3 separate regions of the Homo sapiens genome follow, and regions 2 and 3 are each linked to region 1. Evidence: read pairs that join two places in POLR2A ChIA-PET (ENCODE). Cell type or tissue: Panc1. All regions are shown on one strand. Each heading gives the region's core, and the rest is flanking DNA. Links, peaks and the distances in the headings are about the cores only.

Region 1 (8,320 bases), core at 1,761-6,760:
CCACGTATTGCCTTACAGTCAAACTGTGTGTGTGTGTGTGTATGTGTGCATGAGTGTGTGTGTGTGTGCATGAATACACAAAGGCCTTGTTGTGGATGGTGAAAATGAACTCTACAGCTCCAGATAGTTTATTTTCATAATCTGAGAATGAAGTCACAAGGAGGTCAACTTTTACTCTCCAAAAATGATTCTAGTAAAATCTACACATAGTAGACAAAATAGCCCTCATGGTAACATTTAACAGTCTGTGAGGTGGCGTGCAAGTGTGTTCCTTATGATAAGGGATGACTTCATCAAGGCTCCTAGCTGTATCATCAGAAATGTAAGTCTCATCAAGAACATATTACAGCAGCATCATAGAGCAGATTTTAACGCTAAATTGCTAAAAACCACCTACAATTCTACAAATAGGGAACAGCCAACTCATGCTTCAACCAATGTGGAATGATAGCCTTAATAGGGATTCCTGACAAACTGTTAAATGGAAAAACAGGATGTTTCTTACCGTTCGTGTAAATACATCTATATATGTGCATGGGAAAAAAGTCTGAAAGAATAGAGTGGTTTCCTCAGGGAAGTAGAAACAGTTGATTTTTGGGTTTTTAGAGTCAGGGTCTCACTGTTGCTCAGGCTGAGGTGCAGTGGCACAATCATGGCTCACTGCAGCCTCGAACTCCTGGCCTCAAGTGATCCTCCTGCCTTGGCCTCCCAAAGCTTTTTGATTACAGGCATGAGCAACTGTGCCCGGCCTCCATCTGTATTTTCTACAACATCTTAAATCTTCTTAGATTTATAAAGGAAAGAAAGGTTTGTTTTAATAACAACAACAACAACAACAACAACAAATTACCCACTCACTTTTTTTCTAGTTTGCCCTGACAAGAAATGATGTTTTGTGTTAGTGATGAAATGGAGTCGAAGATGCAAACACTTATGGTGTTCATTCAGTTATTTCCAAGGACAGGGCCTCTCAGCCAGACATCTGCCCTCATCTCTAGAATGGAAGAGGTCCCCTGCTAGAGGGAAACATCCCTGAAGGACTTTCTAACCCTCAGTCCTACCGTCACCCTCATCTACAGGCTCTGGCCTGCTCATCAGGAAGCAAAACCCTGTGGAGATGCCTTGATCTTATCCAGGTAAATCTTCATTTCTAAATTCATAAGAAAGTAAATCTTCCTTTCTAAATTCATAAGAAAGTATCCCAGCCAGGTGCAGTGGCTCATGCCTGTAATCCCAGCACTTTGGGAGGCTGAGGTGGGCGGATCATGAGGTCAGGAGTTCAAGACCAGTCTGGCTAACATGGTGAAACCCCCATCTCTACTAAAAATACAAAAAATTAGCTGGGCATGGTGGCGGGCACCTGTAATCCCAGCTACTCGGGAGGCTGAGGCAGGAGAATCGCTTGAACCCGGGCAGCGTAGGTTACAGTGAGCCAAGATCACACCACTGCACTCCAGCCCAGGTGACAGTGTGAGACTCAGTCTCAAAAAAAAAAAAAAAAAAAGAAAGAAAGGATCCCTTTGGAGAATATGAGTTTTTTTTTTTAATTTGGACAGGTCAGGTTCCCAGAGCTAAGCCACTCTCAGGGAAGTTCTGCTCCTGAATCTCAGTGACCATTTAGTGACTCTTTAGCTCAGTCCCAGTTCTGGAGGCTGAGCCCAGAGCTCTGAGGAGAACCACCACGTGGTTCCTGCCATTGGAAGACTCAGGGAAGCAGGCCTGAGACACGGGGAAAATCATGCTGTATCTCACTGATCCTAAGACACCAATGATTGTAAAACTTCCACTTATTTTATGTATTAGGGAGAAAGAAAAAAAAATTACACCATGACACATCATTGATTGTAAGAGCCTTCCTACTGTAGATATTCAATTAAAATGTGAAAGAAAAGAAGCACATGTTAGAACTGACGGACTATGGAAACTGCACGATGGTGTTGTAAGTAAAATGTCAGAGAAAGGTGTCCATCCAGGGAACCCTCCAACTGCACAGAGATCAGCCCAAGTGCCGAGAGGCCTCCACCTCCCAGCTTTGGCCGTGGGACTGCCAAATAGAAAATGACAACTGTCTAAGCCCAGGGCTGCTCACTCCAGGCCCTGCCTAAGGGCTCAGGGGATCGAGCTCTTTTTCCTCAGTCCCAGCAAGGCAGCCTGGAGAAGATGAGGACTGAACTAGGGCGGCAGCAGCTGTGAGGGTAGAGGAGGCACAGACTTGGTAATAGGCTGGATGTGGTGGGGAGGGGATACTGGGGAGTCCAAGGGGCCTCCAGGGTTTCTGACTTCGGTGATGATGACCAGGATTGGGGCTACCAAGTGAGAAGCAGGTCTGGAGAAACAGATCAGTTCCATTTCAGATGTCCGGGGAGAACCATAGGACAGCAAGCCCCAGGGCTCTGCAGGGGAGCTGAGCTCAGCAGGAGGTATGGGCTGGAGATGGAGATTTGGGGGTCCTCTGTGAGCAGCAGGTGGCTGGCACAATGGGTGTGGATGAGATTTTCCAGAAAGTATGTGGCATGAGGACAGAGGCTCCTAAGAAACAGCCCAGGGAAACCCTGAAGAGGCAGACAAAGGAAAAGGAAGAGAAAGATGGATGAAGGAAAAGCCCAAGACACAGGAAGGGAACCAAGCAGGGAGGGGGCATGAAGGCCACGGGGGCCTGGAGAGGCCAGAGGAGAAAGCGGGGGGAATGGTGGAAACAGACACGATGAGTCGCACAGACGAAGCCACCAGTGCCTTCAGCCAGGACAGTTTCAGGGGAACGGCGGGGGCAGAAGCAGGAGCAGCAGAAGGTGACAGGGACAAGAGGGCATGGACAACACCAAGCCCAGCCCTGAGGCCTGTGGCATGGGAGGGGAGAGAAGGGATGAGGCAGAGTGGGAGGTGCACGGGCAAGGCAGCTTGAGATTTTCCCGTGCGAGGGATGGTTTTGTAAACACACCCTTCCAGGGCTGGGTGAAGTGAGTCTCTTCTGTCTCTCATTGTCACATGGGAAGGAGAGCCCATCCTCTCCTTGGTGCAATGACAACACCAAGGCATGTTTATGGGCCCAGGGAAATAAGCCAGTGACGAGGGAGAGGCTGACAGTGTAGAAGAGAGGAGAGATAATTGACAGGGCCACCTCCAAGGAGCGGCAGGATGATGGGGGGAGATCGGGTATGGTCATGGCCTCCTTTCCTGCACACCTGTAAAAAGCATGTGGCCTGAGGTGACCAGCTGGCCTCTCTATAGTTTAAAAGTTCCAAAAATTGGGGGGGGGGGGTGTGATGTTTTACACCTGTAATCCCAATGCTTTAGAAGGCTGAGGCAGGAGGATCCTTTAAGCCTAGGAGCTCGAGAATAGCCTGGACAACATAGCAAGACCCTATCTCTATAAATAAAAATTAAAAAGTAGCCAGGTGCAGTGGCTTGTGCCTGTAGTCTCAGCTGCTCAGGAGGCTGGGCCAGAAAGATCACCTGAGCCCAGTAATTTGAGGCTGCAGGGAACTATTACTGTGCCATTGTACTCCAGCCTGGGCGACAGAGCAAGACCCTGTCTCTAAAAATAAAAATAAATTAAAATGTTCCAAAAATTGGTATGAAATCAAATAGCAAATGCCAGAAGAAAAAAAAAACTCCAAAAAGAAAGACCAATTTAAAACCACCTCTGATAACATTACTAATTGTTCCTGATGTGCAGAGCACCTACTGCATGCAGGAAATGGCTGGAAGCAGTTACTTAACAGTGATAGTTGCTGTGTTCTTCGAAAAAGTCTTGAACAAGCTGGTGTCATTATTACCACCTTGCACAGATGGAGGCCTGGAAGGTGAAGGAGCTTGTTCTAGCTGGTATGAGGTATAGCTGATATTGGAGAGAAAAGCAAATTTCCCTGGGGTGGGCTAGTGCCGCGGCACCCTGTGTAAAACTCTGCTACGCCTTGTCCTGTGGTGCTGGATTGGCCGGGGGTAGGAATGCTTCCCCAGCAGGCCCACAGCAAACTCCTCTTTGTCTCCTGAGGGTCTGGGTCAGCCTGGCCTGGATCTGAGTTCAGTTCATATCAACAATATTCCCACATATGTCTGGTGAATTGCAGCAAAGTCAAAACTGTGTCCCATGGTATCATTGATCACTATCAGGTAATCTTGCCTGGAGATTGGTGGCAGGAAGAGGCAGACACTAATTTGGGCCATAAAAAGAAGAGTACTTCTTTGAAATCTAAAACAAGGAAGTAACACTAGCATTTTGCATGATCGTTTACCTCTTTCTGAAAACACTTCTGGTACCCACAGATGATAACTTCAGCTACATTATGCAAAGTGAGAAACACAGGAATGGCCTGAAAGAAAACAGAATAAAAAACATGAAAATATTTTCTTCGATCTCATAATCATATGGTTCTTGATTTTTTGCTTAAAAATAAAGAGCTGTGGAAACTTTTGGCATCCACATATATAATCACTCCAGCAAAGACTTCTACATGGATTAGCGCTCTTTGCTGCAGTATTTCTCTGTAGGTGGATGTAGAGGTTCCCCTCCTACGGGCATTCTCATCAACAAACATTTAAGTCTCCTGTGTGTCAGGCACTGCATCCGGTACAGAGAACACATCCCATGACAAGGTAAACATGCCCCCTCAGGCGAGAGCTCAGATGGGGCAAAAGTGCACCCCGCCCGGCACACGCAGAGCAAGCTTTCTTAGAGGAAGTGAAGTCCAAGAGGACTTGGACTACAAAGTGAAGTGAAGGAATGAGAACTGAACGATGAACTGGCATGGGCCAAACAAAAAGCAGGGAGGTGGCAAAGTGGCCCAGGCAGAGGGGCACACCAAGATCCAGAGGAGAGAGCGGATCCATCTTCTCCGGGGAATGGGAAGAAGTGGGGCATGGGTGGAACATAATGAGGAAGGGGGACGTGAGGGACAGGAAGGTAGAGAGGTATTCACAGGCCACACTGGGAAACAGGATGGTTCTGAGGGACCCAGGAACCAGTGAAGAGTTTTAAAGCTGACCATAACACGATCTGCATGTTTAGAGGAACTTGGGCTGCAGGGTGGAAGACAGGAGGCAGAGAGGGCTGCAAAAGTCTAGGGGCGCCATAGGATGAAAAATGGCCCCCTAAGGCCGGGCGTGGTGGCTCACACCTGTAATCCCAGCACTTTGGGAGGCCGAGAAGAGTGAATCACGAGGTCAGGAGATCGAGCCCATCCTGGCTAACATGGTGAAATCCCGTCTCTACTAAAAATACAAAAAAAATTAGCCGAGCATGGTGGCAGTTGCCTGTAGTCCCAGCTACTTGGGAGGCTGAGGCAGGAGAATGGCATGAACCCAGGAGGCAGAACTTGCAGTGAGCTGAGATCGCACTCCAGCCTGGGTGACAGAGCGAGACTCTGTCTCAAAAAAAAAAAAAAAAAAAAAAAGAAAGAAAAATGGTCCCCTAAAAGACATCCACATTCCAATCCCTGGAACCTGTAAATGTTGTCTGCTATGGCAACAAAGGATCTTTGCAAATGTGAGTAAATTGAAGATCTTGAGACAGGAGATTATCCTGGATTATTGGGTGGGCCCTAAATGCAGTCACACATATCCTTATAAGAGGAGGCAGGTTGACATGCACAGAGAAGGGGCAATGTGACCACAGAGGCAGAGACTGGAGTGATGCAGCCACAAGCTGGGCAATGCCGTGGCCACCAGAAGCTGAAAGAGGCCAGGAACAGATTATCCCCTAGAGGCTCAGGACCGGGCCCAGCCCTGCCCACACCTTGATTTCAAACTTCTGGCCTCCAGAACTATGAAGGATACATTTCTGTTGTTTTAAGTCACCCAAGTATGTGGTAATTTATTACAGTAGCCACAGGAAATGAACACAAGGAAGGACAGGATGGTGACCTGAACTTGGTACTGGCAGCGAAGATGGAGGAAAGGGGCCACATCAAAGAAATATTTAGGAGACTGAACTGAAGTAAATATTTGAATAACTGGATAAACTCTCACCAAAAAAAAAAAAAAAAAAAGGAGAAAATATAAAAAATGTAACAGTGCATTATTAGGATATACTGGTACCTACTGCACATTTCCCATTGCTGGGACATTTGTTAAGAGTGGCATACTCTCCTAATGGATAGGTAGCCTTGACAAGGTGAGGGGGGAGAATGAGGAGGAGAGGAATTCTGTTGCCTTGTTTTTCATTTTTGTTTTTTGAGACAGAGTCTCGCTCTGCCGCCTGGGCTGGAGCGCAGTGGTGCCATCTCGGCTCACTGCAACCTCCACCTCCTGGGTTCAAGCAATTCTCCTGCCTTAGCCTCCCAAGTAGCTGGGACTATAGGCACCTGCAACCACGCCCGGTTAATTTTTGTATTTTTTTAGTAGAATCGGGGTTTCACCATGTTGGCCAGGCTGGTCTCGAACTCCTGGCCTCAAGTGATCCACCTGCCTTGGCCTCCAAAGTGCTGGGATTACAGGTGTGAGCCACTGCCCCTGGCCTGTTGTCTTTATTGTTGATAATGATAATGATGCTTCCTGGAAGGCAGAAAATGAAAATAAGAGCATAGGTTTTGTCATCACTCTGGGCTCCAGCTCCACCACCTGCTAGTGGGGCAAGGTCTGCATCCAAACTTTTGTTTCCTCCCCTGTAAAGCAGGGATAACAATACCCCATAGCCTGGAGCTGCCAAGAGGAACGACCCAAATACTATAGGTTAAGGACCTTGATGAGTGGCTCAGCAGCACTGCACAAAGGGTGTCAATAACATTAACTGGTAGCCCCGCCCTCAGCAGCCTCTGCAGAGGACCAACCTGGGTAAACTGCTCCAGTTTAGAGGACCTGCTTCAAAATTATGCCGCTTGCCTACTTTCAGATGAATTTATTCTTTATCTTTACGGAGGACATATTTTTACCTTGTTTTTAAAACTTCTATAGCTTTATATAGCTGTGCCATTTTAGTAATCTGTTCTAACTCGCACTGTTTCATTTCTGAGTTCTTGCCTTACATTTTTCTTACCTTTTTAAAAAAACATTTTCTATTTTTATCTTTCATTAAAAGTTCAACTCAAATTGTTTTTTTCTTTTAAAATAGAACTATTTTAGCTTCTATTTTTTCATTTATCTTTGTGTTTCTTTTTATTCCTCTTAAATTTTTAGATTTTAACTTATTTTTCATGTTTGTTAAGATTATTAAAGAGATTACATATTTTAAAGTTGGCTTTCTCCATTAGGCCCATGTTTGGCAAACTTGGGCCCTGGCCTTCCAATTCTTGGCTTGAAAGGACAGCAAAAAAAATCTTGGACAGGTTAATCACATGACACATGGAAGCTAATATTAAAGTGGGGGCTGGATCTTACTGAATTAAGACCTTATGTAAATGTTTTTTGCCTCCTTGGCTATAAAATCAGTAATGAGGTCAGATAATTCTAGACCCAACTTTAGACTTCGACAAGGCTTAATTTTCTCAATTTTAGGACCTGCAGGCTGTTTTCTCAATCTTCCTAGGCCCTTACTCTGATCAGATTCTGGAAAAGGATCTATTTATACATGTAGAATTAATTTTAAAGTACACTAACAATAGCCACCAACAATGTGTTAAACATAGTGCTAAGTATTTTATGTGTATTCTCTTATTTAAACCTCCTCCCAGCACCTCTCTTACCAGATGCTATTACCCTGATTTTATAAACAATGAAAATGGGGCTGAGAAAGACTGGCCACTTGCTCGAGTATTCACAGCTGGTTCAGTGGCAAAGCCATGACCCCAATCCAGGCCTGTCTAACAGCAAAGCCCACACCTTCTAGCCTTGGAGTTGTGACGCACAAATTATGTCAAGCCACAGTGAAAACTTCCGGGACCTCCAATTGTCCAAAGTTCAATATGACTGGTGTGTTCCAAATCCTGGCCATTTGCTTCTCCAGTAATAAACCTGCTGATATGGTTTGGCTCTGTGTCCCCACCCAAATCTTATGTCGAATTGTAATTCCCAATTTTGGGAGAAAGAACAGGTGGGAGATGATTAAATCATGGGGGTGGATGTCCCCCTTGCTGTTCTTATGATAGTGGTTCTCATAAGATCTGGTTGTTTAAAAGTGTGCGGCCCTTCTCCCTTCATTCTCTCCTGCTCCGCCATGGTAAGAGGTGCTTGCTTCCCCTTCACCTTCCACCATGATTGTAAGTTTCTTGAGGCCTTCCAGCCATGCTTCCTGTACAGCCTGCAGAACTGTGAGTCAATTAAACATCTTTTCTTCATAAATTACCCAGTCAAGTAGTTCTTTTTTTTTTTTTTTTTTTTGAGTTGGAGTCTTGCTCTGTCACCCAGGCCAGAGTGCAGTGGCGCCATCTTGGCTCACTGCAACCTC
Region 2 (6,860 bases), core at 1,443-6,442, 170 kb before region 1:
TTGGAGACAGCACCAAAAAGGGAACAAAAAACTCCATGAAGAGGGGCAGGAAACACTCCGTGGAGGGGGTACTTCTGAGCTACGTTTGGAAGAATAAATAGGAGTTCATTGGGTGTTTCAAGGTGGGGCATATAGGCAGAAGAAATAGCATGCAAAGAACACAAGTATAAAACAGCAGGATAGGATTTTTTGTTAAGGTGGGGGTGCTGTAAGTACTTCAGCACGGGTAGAACGGTAAAATCAGGGAAATTCTGTGGGTGTTGAAACTGGAGAGACAGAAAGCAGGAGACACAGGGCCTGGTTTGCCGTGCCAGGGAACCGGACTACATCCCAGGACGATTTAATTTCATAGTGTTACAACAAAGTTGAAATCTCCAAACCCTGATGCATGTAGTAGTAGAACCATTTTCCCTGGTCTTATGGTTGTCGAAAGAAAGGATGACAAAAGTAAATAAGCTTCCCCATATGATGTGATATTGACTTTGTGCTACAAAGAATGTTGTTTTTAAATCTCTTCCACTCATTTCTCCAGTTTTTCATCAGCAGTTCCCTTTGGCAAAAGTTATTCTCAGATGCCAGGATAAGTGCTTTTGAGGGTTTTTGTTTTTGTTTTAATGTTTTTTTTTAAGTGGCTTTTGATTGCATAAGACCATCATGTAGAGCTGTTTCCAGTAGTATCTTTATAGCAGGAATGGAGGCTAAGACTGATTATGTAATTGTTCCCTTAATCTATTCTCAGAACCTAACATGTTGCCAGCAGATGAAAAACCTAATGATCATAATGGCCTCTGAGTGTCTTTCCTGCTCATAGTTTCTGGTGCTATTGCTCTCACATTGTTTACTGCAAAATAGAAATCAATGGTTTAAATGTGGCATGACTGCTCACCCAGCCCTGGCCACCCTGGACTCAGATCTGTCTGCTCCCTCTTGCATGTGCAGCCCACAGCAAGCAGGTCTTGCAGGAGAAGGGGTGCAGGTGTACTCATTAGTGACCCTTGCTGGTGTCTCACATGTTAATATTGGGATGAGGAGAGGCAGCCCACTTCTGCCACGCTGGGGTTGCATTTTGCAAGGAGAGCAGAATACCATCTGCCAGAGGAGGTGGTGGGAGCGTGCAAATACTGCTATGAATGCCATGAATGCTTAATTGCTATAGATTTTGTTTTTTAGTTTGATTCTTTGCATTTAGTGTGTTTGTTGTTTGTTCTTCTTTTTATTTTTTAGAATAGTCCTTATCAGTGGCAGAAGATCCTTCTGTAGTATATTTTCAGTGCTGCCGTATCGCGACAGTACCCAAGTCGGGTATGTATATGCATGCATGCTTTGTAGTTCTCTGGGTGAAAAGATCTCACACCAATGTACATAATGTGGCCATCCTTTCCATTTTCAAGAAGTTGCCTTGCTTTGATACTGCAAATTCAGTATTTGTACACTGGAATGATAAAAAGATGTTCCACTTTCTTTTCAGCCAGAAAGCTTCCTCGTTGTGTGTGTGCGTGTGTGTCCCATCCTATTGCCTGTTCTTTCTAAATCTACATTTTGTTACCTTATCCAATACTTGCTTTAGCAAGAACATTATGGGGCCCACCATATTCCACAGGGCCATGCCAACCTTTGGAAAAAAGGTAGGTCAAGGAAGAAATCAGAACAAACCCTGTGACCATTCCACCTCCTTGCATCTTGGGCTTGGGTTTGGAAACTGACCAGCAAGCTGGAGCTGCCACCACAGAGAAACATCAAAGCAAAAGGGTTCCAGGACCAGAGATTAGGTAACTAGCTACAGGCCAGAGGAATGCTTCCCTCTCTAGATCAACAAGCCCCTCCTTTCACTCTGAAAAAAAGTAAGTACCTGAGGGTCCGTCCTTGCAAAGCCTCCGCTCTTCATCGCCATCCCTGAACACCGTGTTCCTTCCTCCTTGTGCTCCTTTTGCCTTTTCATGCATCCGGTGTCTGTCATCAGGCTGCCACCGGTATCGAAGTCAGGACAGTTCACTGCGTAAGAAGTCAAGCATCATGGGATGTTGGCTGTGGCGTCTGGTCATTGTGCCAGCCACACCACAGACATGTGACCACTGTCCCAAGGAGGGCCGTATGGCCACTGGTGCTGATTCGCCATGTGTTCATCTTCCACCATCTCCGTGAGCTCTACCCCAGGCCTTCCTGCTCACCATGACCTCCCCTTTCCCCTGTAGATGTGCTAGACTTACGGCCTATTCGATTCACCAAGGTCCTTAGCTGCACTCTTCATTGTCAGCTCCATGGGACAGAAAACACATCTATATTCATGGAATCCTGACTCAGTCATTGATGAGATGTGTGCCTTAAGGAGCGATAATCATGGCACTGTTTGTTAGGCACACACTTTGAGCTCGTCTTTTTCATTATTTACATCCTTACAGCCAAACCTTGCAAAGTAGGTGTTCTAGAAAAAGTAGCAGCAAATCCTGCAGCTCGGAGGTTTAAGGACCATCTAGTGGCCAGTGGGCTGCCCAGAGAGATGTTTTCGGGCAGCTCTCTTTGACTGACCTACCTGCTGTGGCCCCGGGTCTGGCTACATTGGAAGAGCAGGCTCATTCCTTGACAAAATTAGCTCATACCAGCTCATAGACCTGGTGTGACCCCAGAGGCCAGTTAATTCATCTTATTACAAGTAGTAGCCGAAGGGCCCAGAATGTTTGAGTGTGACCAGCCTGGGCATACACCTCCAGGGTGTCTGTATTATCAGTAGCAGGCTCTTTGCCAGCAGGTCCTCTCTTGGCCAGAGCTTGGATGGTACTGTGACATCAGCCTCGTTTCTCTGGGTTTCCCTGGCTGACCTCTCTGATTGACACATTCTTTCCTTAGCTCCATCTCATTCATTCATTTATTGAGTGCTTGTCATGTGACCAGGTGCCCGGGACAAAGGCAGAGAAGGATGGATTGGGTTCGTGTGCCCCTGAACAGCTTAGCAGGGGAGACACATTAAAATTACACACACAATTAACTACAACTTTTTTTTTCTTTTTTTCTTTTTTTTTTTGAGACAGAGTCTTGCTCTGTCACTCAGGCTGGAGTGCAGTGGTGCGATCTCGGCTCACTGCAAGCTCCGCCTCCCGGGTTCACGCCATTCTCCTGTCTCTGCCTCCTGAGTAGCTGGGACTGCAGGCGCCTGCCACCATGCCAGGCTAAATTTTTTGTATTTTTAGTAGAGACGGGGTTTCACCATGTTAGCCAGGATGGTCTTGATCTCCTGACCTCGTGATCTGCCCGCCTCGGCCTCCCAAAGTGCTGGGATTACAGGCGTGAGCCACCACGCCCGGCCAACTACAACTTTTAATACATGCTGGAGATACCCAGTCAAGCAATCCTTGAATCTTCCTGGCTGAAGACTCATTCTGTTTCTTTAATTTGGCTTCTCCACACTTGTCTTTGAAGTGTCCATATTCGTTTTATTCCCCAAGGTCTGGGGTAGGGTAGCCCTCACTGTGGTACCCAAGTGCTCATCCCCATTTTGTAGATGACATCACTGATCCATCCTTAAGAGTTGAAATCTCAAACATCAACTTTGGGCCAGAATGGGGGTTTAATCCCCAGTCTGTTCAGCCGTAAGTTTTTCCATGACCCACACTGGCAGACAGGCAAGATAAGTTCTGTATCTGCAGAAACCTTGCTGCGAAATGGAGCTTTTCTGGTATCTGCCTCCCAGAGGTTAACTGTAGCTCCCAGGAGTGAGTGGATCCAAGGTTTCCAGCATGGCACGTGGCATGCAGAGAAGTGCTAGGGCCCACTCAGCAAGGACCCCATATTTCTGACAGTAAAAAAGAATCATTGTGAAGAACTTGGGAGATTTAGAATTTTTATTACTTATTAGCTTCTGTGAGCTTCCATTGGCTCCTCTGTAGAATGGGGAAGTTTCTACCTCACACCATTAACTTGAAGATAACGACATTTCTGCAAAGCCATTAGGAAGCTGTTTTAACTTAAATTACCCAGGAAGAGGGCACTCAGACCATCTCCACTGGACATCCTTGTGGATATGCGTGGCCCTCCACTCTTCAACATCTCAGGGAAATGCTAGGTGGCAGCCAGTTGGTGCTAGGAAACAGTGTCTGTTCATGCCTGGGTCTCCTTCTTGCTGCTTGGGAAGGCCTCCTGTGTTGCAGAAAGGGCCACTGCATAGGATATTCAGCAGATTTGGCTGCTGTGTTGGCCCTGGACAGAGAAGCAAAATGAGTGTGTGGGATCCCACCTTTTACATCCTAGGTGTGAACAGATTCAAATCCACTATTCCTCCAGATTTTATAGATGAGGAAACCAAGGTGCACAAGAGGGATTTTTTTGTTTTGTTTTTTGTTTTTGTTTGTTTTTGAGACAGGATTTTGCTTTGTTGCCCAGGCTGGAATGCAGTGGCACAAACATGGCTCGCTGCAGTCTCGAACTCCTACGCTCGAGCCATCCACCTGCCTCAGTCTCCCAAGTAGCTAGGACTACAGTCGCGCGCCACCACACCCAGCTAATTTTTAAAATTTTTAGTAGAGATGAGATCTCGCCATGTTGCCCAGACTGGTCTCAAACTCCTGGACTCAAGTGATCCTCCTGCCTCGGCCTCCTAAAGTGTTGGGATTACAGGTGTAAGCCACTGTACCCAGCTAGAAGAGGATTTTTTTCTATAACAAAAAAATCTTCAGGTCCTTTGTCAGACCTAACAGAAAAGAACATGTTCGTTTCTGCAGCACAGTCTACCTCTGTACTCACCCAAGAAACACTGAGCACAATTCCAAATATTGTGATGTAGCAGCAGGATTAAGAAGCAGAATGCTTTTTAAACTTTTCAATGAGCAGACATTGTATTTATAAACAACCCACTTAACCATAATTATGATTTTTAAATTTTTTTTTACTAATTGGGAAACAACTATGCTCAAATTAAAATGTACTAGTAAGTATATGCTAGTAAAAGTTTACTAGTAAATATACGAATAAATATATACACACACATATTTTAAACAACTTCAGTTCATGTACATATTAACTAATGCCTTTCCACAGTGGAAAATTCCTTTACTTTTACGCTGAAGTTCTTTTTGTGACTGGGACGTAAGTCATAGAATTTCAGGGGTGGAAAGGCCTTCCTGCTTCGCAGCTGAGGCACAGTGGGGCGAAGCTCACCCACAGCCCCACACCTGGCAGAGTCAGCAACACCGGAATTTGGGACCCGGGCTGCCCCAGCCTGCCGGGCCATGCTTTCTGGCCTCCATGTTTCCATTGTACTCATGCACATGGACCCAGCCACATGGGCCTGATTATTCCAAACAAGCACAACACCCCCGCCACCCCACCGATTAAGGGGCTAATGTGCAGCTCCAACTTCATCACAAGAAAGTTCTAAAAACAGGAATCTCGTAGTTCGTCTGCTGGGTACTTGAGCCTCCTTCCCATGGAAAGCATCTGTCGGGGTGGCCTGAACTTTCTGGGTTTGTTTTCTGGCCACTTGTGCTGCACTCAAGCTTCCCAGCCCTGCCTCCCACATCCTCACTTGCCCTGCCTCCCGCATCCTCACTTGCCCTGCCTCCCGCATCCTCACTTGCCCTGCCTCCCGCATCCTCACTTGCCCTGCCTCCCGCATCCTCACTTGCCCTGGCTCCCGCATCCTCACTTGCCCTGGTTCCCGCATCCTCACTTGCCCTGCCTCCCGCATCCTCACTTGCCCTGCCTCCCGCATCCTCACTTGCCCTGCCTCCCGCATCCTCACTTGCCCTGCCTCCCGCATCCTCACTTGCCCTGCCTCCCGCATCCTCACTTGCCCTGGCTCCCGCATCCTCACTTGCCCTGCCTCCCGCATCCTCACTTGCCCTGCCTCCCGCATCCTCACTTGCCCTGGCTCCCGCATCCTCACTTGCCCTGCCTCCCGCATCCTCACTTGCCCTGGCTCCCGCATCCTCACTTGCCCTGCCTCCCACCATGGCCTCCACATTTTGTTCTTGGCTTTAACTTGAACACTGATTGTGGATTCTGACATTAGTTGATCAAAGCAGACAGACCAACCTTAGGAGGGCTTTCTATAATACTACCTATTCATTCATTCTTTTATGCATTAGGTCACTTGTTCTGCTCCCAGCGAATTAAGGCCCTGATGGAGGCTGGGGAAGGGGTGGGGAGGAATGAGTTACCAATCCCAAGACAATGGAGGGTGGGCAGGGAGGCACTGGAGAACACTGGAGCTGCCCACAAATCCTGACCAACACCCACAATTATAGTAAATGTACAGTGTTAAGTAAAAGCAGGGTGTTTGCTATGTAAAATTTCTTTATCCCCACCCCCCCGCAAGTGCCTTGCCATACCAGCATGCCACCTATGTGGAGGTTTAGGGGCTACCATTGTACAGCAGAATTCACTCACCTGCAGCCTGGTGAGCACCTACTGTGTGCTGGGCACTGCCATCCTGCCTTGGGTACACTGGTGAAAGAGAAAATGTCTCTCTGTGTGTGGAGCCTACTCTCCGTGCCATCCCTCTGGTCCTCTGTCTGAGTAGGAGACGGGAATAAGCTAGTAAACCAATCATCAAACAAAATAGCAAAAACATTGAGTCCTAAGCAATGTCTGATTAGAGCAGAGGAAGGAGTTGGGTGAATTCAGATGGCAGGATCCGATGTAGTGCCCAGCGAAGGCGATTCTTCAGTTAGACTTGGAAGTGTGAGACCTTAGAGACATGAGAAAGGATATTGCATCCTCAGCGTTGACTTCTGAGGATGCCAGCGGATGATCCAGCTCCTCGTGAACTCTCAGGCAGGGCCTGCCCTGTTGAGAGATTTAGTGATGCCTTATTCAAGCTGGAGTCCCATTTCCCAGCCACACTCAGCATCCAGACCACTGTAGTGAGG
Region 3 (6,860 bases), core at 1,443-6,442, 240 kb before region 1:
CACCTCCCTCTGCTGTGCTACAATTTACAGGTCAGGCTCATGCATGCTTGTTAAATAGGCTTCAGCTGAACTGAGCAGAAGTTGACCTAAATGGCCTCAAGGGTTCCCGATCACTTGTGATTTCCTTGTTTCAGTTTCCACTTTTCTGTCATCTAGGGAAGACCTCTGTGCATTTGGGCCCAGAGGACAGGCCAGGTTTTAAATAGGGATTCCTGTGACTCTGGCAATTAACTCCCGCCCTCTGCCTGCCTGTGCTTCCTCTCTTCTTGGCCACAGCTGAATCCCTGACACCTTTATTGCCTCTCTGACTCACCTGGTACATTACACATCTTGTGTTATATAGAGCATGGTACAATTAGCAACAGGAACCTGGCCTCCTAAAGTTTAAAGCTCTGCTGGGTCCTCGTCTGTGAAATGGGAATGATACTACCACCTCCGCCCTGGGCGGGTTTCCCGCTGTATCTTCTCAGCATCACCCTTTCCCCAACTGCCCCTCTGGCTGTTTATAAATAATACTTTCTTGGAAAAACCACACCCACTCGTGCAAGTCTTGCCTTTGGCTGCCTTTGTGCTACAAGGACAGAATCGAGTAGTTGCGACAGAGACCACATGGCCTATTCCCTGGCTTGTCACAGAGTGGTTGTGCTTCCCCCACCCTAGCCCAGTGCTCTGTGCCCAGGAAGTGTGCAGGTCCCCTTGGCCCCTTCCTGCCTGCCTGCACCCTCCTTGCCTTGTTTCACAGCCTGGATAATGTGGTGGCCCGAGGGGCTCCTGGCTTCTGTTTGGACCCCTGTCAATCCCTCCCCCCCTGGGCTGTCAGAGGGACCCTTCTGAAACCCACATCTGATCCTGCCAGTCTTAAATTCCTGGTATTTCAGGCGAGGCAGCTGTTGGCTTGGGTCCTGGTTGCCACTGCAACCTCCCCCGCTCCCACACACCCTCTGAGGCCTGTTGCTGCCATACTGTGTTGTCTTTACAGAGGGCACCCACGCTGCTCCGTGCCCCAGGCTCTGGCACTCTCAGGCTTCTCCTGGGGCAAGGCCTCCCACAAGAGGCCCCTTCCTTCCAGCTCCGTCAGCCACAGAGCCAGCCGCTGCTCTCCCCATGCTCGTACACGCTCCTGGCTGGGCCTCTTCCTTCCCTGTGGATCTGTGCTTCAGCCCTGGTCTGACTGGAGGGCCCCTCCTCCGTGGTCTGGTCAGAGCTTGATGGATTGCCCTGGGGCCAGCTTTTGGTGGAACAGACCACATCTCTCCTCCATAGGGAACACAAATGAAACTCCAATTCCCTAACAGTAAGAGGAGGAAAATTTGATTCTGTTCCCCCACCCCACAACGTTCTAGGTCTTTGTTTTCATCCAGCAGTTGCTCCTGACTCTTAATTTGCTAAAACAATCTGTCATGGGGCTAAGGTGAGACAGATTGTGGAGGCTGCACCACCCAGCCCACCCTACCTGAGCCTGTCTCTCCCACCCTCAGGAGGGAGGTGACTTGTATGGAGTTCTGAGTACCTCTTGTGTGCCACATCCTTCACGTATGTTGTTTTATTTGCGTGGCAGTCTGTGAAACAGGTTGCCTACTTTAGAGCTGAGAAGACTGAGGCTGGATGGTTAAGGAAATTTGTCTAAGGCCACATAGCTGGAATCTAGAGCTAGAATTGAACTTTAGTTTTCCTGGCTTCTAAGCTGGGTTTCTTGCAGACCCTGTAGTGTCTTGGAGCTGACTCCTACCCACTTATTGGAGACGACTGAGGAATCTGAGGTGGTTGCTGAAATCGGTTGTGGTGGGAATATTTACACCACAGGAATCGGCCAATGCTGTAAGTCAAGGTTTTTCTTTTTCCCCTTCCAGAGAGTTGGTTATCAGCATGTGCACCTAAGGCTTTACCACACATCCTTTTTTTTTTTCTTTCTTTTTTTTTTTCTTTGAGACGGAGCCTCACTCTGTTGCCCAGGCTGGAGTACAGTGGCGCAATCTCGGCTCACTGCAACCTCCGCCTCCTGGGTTCAAGCAATTCTCCTGCCTCAGCCTCCCAAGTAGCTGGGATTACAGGTGCCTGCCACCATGCCCAGCTAATTTTTTGTATTTTTAGTAGAGACGGGGTTTCGCCATGTTGGGCAGGCTGGTCTCAAACTCCTGAACTCAGATGATCTGCCTGCTTTGGCCTTCCAAAGTGCTGGGATTACAGGCATGAGCCACCGTGCCTGGCCTAATTTTTGTATTTTTAGTAGAGATGAGGTTTCATCATGTTAGCCAGGCTGGGCTCGATCTCTTGACCTCGTGATCTGCCTGTCTTGACCTTGTGATCCACCCGTCTCGGCCTCCCAAAGTGCTGGGATTACAGGTGTGAGCCACTGTGCCTGGCTCACACATCCTTTTTGTCCTGTTCTCCTCTTTGGGGGCTGTGCAAAATGTCGCTATCAAAGGAAGCATGTTGAAAACCAGAAGTTTTTATAAGAATCTGCTGCTTAACATAATGATGTAAATTTTCCCCAGGGTCACCATTATCCATTTTTTCCACTTTAGAAAAATATCTGTCCCCCTCAAGTTTCAGCCTGTGTACCATTTAAACACCAAACTTTTCACAGATTCTGGGGCTCAGACCACTTAGTATTACATACGGGAATCATGAAATCATTAGCTATTACCCTGTTTTACCAACTGTGTAATGTTGTATTTTTATGTTTGTTTGATTTTGAAAAGCCTCTAAGAACGTATAATTAATTGGAGTTTGCTAGTTTGTCTTTTCCTCTTTGTTTTAGTAGTTTGGATGGCTACGCACTAGATCATATTTAATGAGGTTATCATTCATTGTGGTTTGGGGCTTATTACTGCACATTTGGTCACAGACAAGAGCTTGTAAAGCAGAACGTGCAAATACCAGGGGCTTATGACTTTAGAATATTGTAATGATATGTGTGTGCAAGAGGGACCCAATCTTGTCCCTGGTTTAAAGCACAGGGTATATGTAAATCTAAGTTAGGTTTTACGATAAACAGAAGAAAAACCATTCAACCAGATACTAGTAAAATATTCAAAAATGCCAAAAATGTTTATGTGCCTAGCACGTTGATTTTTATTTTAAAGCACTTTACTCATTGACCAAATTATTTATAAAGCAAAATGTCTACTTCGATAGTTTTAAGAAGGGCTGGGTGGCGGGGTAGAGGAACAAATGTAAGGAGCTGGAAGATATTCAAAGTCTAAAGTTTTTTGCTTAAGGACAAAAACTGGCATGTTAGGGGGACAAACGGTTGATGTGATGTTGAATGGTAGTTCTTTTTTTTTTCTTTTGGAGATGGAGTCTTGCTCTGTCGCCCAGGCTGGAGTGCAATGCCATGATCTTGGCTCACTGCAACCTCTGCCTCCCGGGTTCAAGCGATTGGCCAGGCTTGTCTCGAACTCCTGACTTCAAGTGATCAGCCTGCCTCAGCCTCCCAAAGTGCTAGGATTACAGGCGTGAGCTACCCTGCCCAGCCTGAATGGTAGTTCTTGATGAATTATTTTATTTATTGAGTTGAATAAAGTTTGTTTTTGGAGGGTGAGTAGTGAAGAAGGAAGATGAGATTACAAATGTCTCAATTGTAGGATTCCATTTATCCATCACAAAACGATTGATAGTATTATAAGTTCTGTTTATTTGTTTGATGCTTAACAGCTTAAGAAGTACTTTTTTAAAAATCAAGTAATTTCAGAAAGGCAATGTGGTAGCTGTTTTATGGATTTGAAAGTCACTATGTGGTAGAGCTAGAGTTTTAACATTTACATTTTCTAAGTTGAGAGTTTTCAAAACAAAAACTCTATCGTAGCTGTACCATTTTAAGAAAAACGTAAGAAAGAATCAACTAAGTACTGTAGAATTTTATTCTCCTTCCAGTCTCAAATCTTCTACTTGTGAGTTCGTTAACCAAAATGCTAGGGCCTCATCTGTTTAAGACCTATGGGCTGGAGTCAGTCAAGGTCAGTATGTTAAAGTACAAAGAAATATTGTGCTATAGTTTTGGCAAGCCAGCGCCTTCTCATCAAGCGAGCATGCTGATTTTCACGTGATAACCTCGGGCAGGCCAATAGAACCCTGATTTGGGTCCAGAGTCATGGAAAATTTTCCCAATAACAACAGCTCTCTCCAGATAATATTAATAGCTTGGTATCAGTTCCTCCCGCAGGGAGTAAGCTCCTTCTTCTTCCTGCACCCCTGCCGCTAGGCCTCTGTCTCAGCAAAATGGGTGAGCAGAAGAGTGGAAAGACCAGCTTTGGAGCTCCATAGCTCTGCCGCTTAACGGCACCTTTTGGACAACACGCTTAACCACTCTGAACCTCACGTTCTCACCTGTAGTATGGGGATAAGGACTCCAGTACTTTTGGGGTGTTGCAAATATTAAAATAAGAATGCAGAATGCAACACTAAACACCTAGCAAAGGTTTGGCCCTTAGTGATTGAGCAGGAAAATTGTAGCTGTTATTTCCATTCACAATTGCACTGCACCTTACACTGTCCAAGAAGCCGTTGAGAAATTTGACAAGGTCTGCTCTGATCGTGAGGAGCTGATCCTGAACAGCTACCTTGCTGCATTGTTTTAGTTTCATCAGTAGTAGTGAAATCAGAGCAGCAGAGAGAAACAGTACCCCTCTGTTTGGTGCTGCATTTTGCCCCTGCTTACGCTGGAATCGTGACAATTTCTATTGCCAAAATAAAGCAAGGTAGGGGGAATTCACATGTTCATCCTTGTACCTTTAGAGCAATGAGGCTGTGAGGTGAAGAGCAACAACCGGTTTTGCCCACACCCAGGCCCAGGAAGACGCTGCCCTACTTGGAGGGTCCCGCAGCCCACGTGGGGCACATGCTGGGGGAGGGCTACCTCCAGAGACAATTTGAGAAGACCCAACTTTTGTCACTCGTTATCAGAGCTATAGCCCTCATTCCATGGTCTGCGTGCTGCCTGCTTGGCCTCCTTTTTTTTTTTTTTTTTTTTTTTTTTTTGAGACGGAGTCTCGCTTTGTTGCCCAGGCTGGAGTGCAGCGGCGTGATCTCGGCTTACTGCAGGCTCCGCCTCCTGGATTCACGCCATTCTGCTGCCTCAGCCTCCCGAGTAGCTGGGACTACAGGCGCCCGCCACCATGCCCGGCTAATTTTTTGTATGTTTAGTAGAGACAGGTTTTCACCATGATAGCCAGGGTGGTCTCGATCTCCTGATCTCATGATCCACCCGCCTCAGCCTCCCAAAGTGCTGGGATTACAGGTGTGAGCCACCACGTCTGGCCCGCTTGGCCCCCATTTCTAAGCAGGATACCCTCTCCCGTGTGAGGGCTCCTCAGGGTCTGTGTGGCCATGATGTGGAGTTGAGTTGGGTGCTACGTGGGTGCCTTGGCCTCACCTTTCAGCCCCGTTTCCCCTCTGCACATGGCTTCTACCTCCTCTCCTTGACCCCATGGTTAAACAGAGTTGGGTCTTTGTCCAGGGATCCCATTTGGCATTGGGTCAGCAGGGACTTCTATGTCGATTCTGCACACACATCTGCATGCCAGGCAAGTGTGGCCTTGTTCAGAGATAAATGGGGCCCAGTGCCCATTCCAGAAGAGGACAGCCCAGCACAAGGCAGCTGGACTCTGGGGCAGCCGGACAGGTTAGGGGCCACCATTCCTGCAGTAGGAGCAGTGATTGTCCTGGAGATGCCCTTGAAACTGGGCCTTCAGGTCAGCTGTGACCTCACGGTGGGTGCACTGTGGCAAAGCACATTGGATGCTTGGTTTAAGACGGTGAGTTTAATCCAGAGGAAAACGGGAAGACTTTGAATAGGCACAGGTGTGAGCAGAGCTGGATTTTTCAAAAGTGGTGACAGGTTGAATGGAGGAAGGAAACTATAGCAGTGCTCTTTTTTTGAGATGGAGTCTTGCTCTCTCTGCCCAGGCTGGAGTGCAGTGGCGTGATCTCAGTTTACTGCAACCTCTGCCTCCCAGGTTCAAGCAATCCTCCTGCCTTAGCTTCCTGAGTAGCTGGGACTTCAGGTGTGTGCCACCATGCCCAGATAAATTTTTTTTGTATTTTTAGTAGAGATTGGGTTTTGCCATGTTGTCCAGGCTGGTCCCCAACTCCTGATCTCAGGTGATCCACCTGCCTCAGCCTCCCAAAGTGCTGGGATTGCAGAGGTGAGCCACTGCGCCTGGCCTCATGCTTTTTGTTTTTAACCCCTTTGGCATCCTAATTGTCTCTTCAGATAAATCAACCTGTACTCATCCAAAATTTTTACTTTTAGGAAGTTTGTCTACTTTTTTTTGAGATGGAGTCTCGCTGTTGCCCAGGCTGCAGTGCAGTACTACAATCTTGGCTCACTGCAGCCTCTGCCTCCAGGGCTTGAGCCACCTTCCCACCTCAGCCTCCTCAGTACTTGGGACCCACAGGTATGTGCCACCTTGCCAGTAAATTTTTGTATTTTTAGTGGAGACAGGGTTTCACCATGTTGCCTAGGCTGGTCTCGAACTACTGAGCTCAAGCAGTGTACCCACCTCAGTCTCCCAAGGTGCTGGGATTATAGGAGTGAGTCACTGTGCCCAGCCATGGAATTTTTGGAAAAAAAAGCTAAACTCTATCCTGGATACGTCTGTTTTTGTTTGATTCTTTGGCGTGTTAGCCCAGTAGTTTTCAGAATGTGCTCTCTGGACCAGCGGCGGCCAGGAACTTGTTAGAAACACGATCCCCAGGCCCAGCCTCAGACCCACTGGGTCAGAAGCTCTGGGGCGGGGCCCAGCAATCTATTTCAACAAGGCCCCAACTTGCGCCTGTCGCCCGTTCAGGCTTGGGAGCAGCCACTGTGGACAAAGCCTTGTGTACCTCCAGCTTTACTGGACCTTCTGGAAGATGTG

Evidence for each region. Peaks named below come from ENCODE experiments on the same cell type or tissue, not always from the same donor. Only the 100,000 strongest peaks of a DNase experiment are listed, where the experiment ranks them.
Region 2: POLR2A ChIA-PET joins it to region 1 with 6 read pairs; 6 of 35 experiments call an interaction of 5 or more read pairs at or near these places.
Region 3: POLR2A ChIA-PET joins it to region 1 with 6 read pairs; 9 of 35 experiments call an interaction of 5 or more read pairs at or near these places.

What each region holds. Positions count from the first base shown.
Region 1 is chr18:23,380,755-23,389,074 of GRCh38, forward strand. SLC35D4 (solute carrier family 35 member D4) reads right to left here. Exons shown (of 15, transcript NM_032933.6): 5 at 4,236-4,313. Among named protein-coding and RNA genes, the nearest start is that of SLC35D4, 53 kb to the right of the region's middle. RefSeq lists a silencer at 2,871-3,046. In Panc1, for the core only: no CTCF peak of the experiment used is centred there; no DNase peak of the experiment used is centred there; H3K27ac peaks cover 2,421 bases.
Region 2 is chr18:23,212,753-23,219,612 of GRCh38, forward strand. It overlaps CABLES1 (Cdk5 and Abl enzyme substrate 1), which reads left to right. Exons shown (of 10, transcript NM_001100619.3): 4 at 1,225-1,302. Among named protein-coding and RNA genes, the nearest start is that of CABLES1, 81 kb to the left of the region's middle. In Panc1, for the core only: no CTCF peak of the experiment used is centred there; no DNase peak of the experiment used is centred there.
Region 3 is chr18:23,143,028-23,149,887 of GRCh38, forward strand. The region is part of intron 1 of CABLES1 (Cdk5 and Abl enzyme substrate 1); the gene reads left to right. Among named protein-coding and RNA genes, the nearest start is that of CABLES1, 11 kb to the left of the region's middle. RefSeq lists an enhancer at 68-117. In Panc1, for the core only: no CTCF peak of the experiment used is centred there; no DNase peak of the experiment used is centred there; H3K27ac peaks cover 1,841 bases.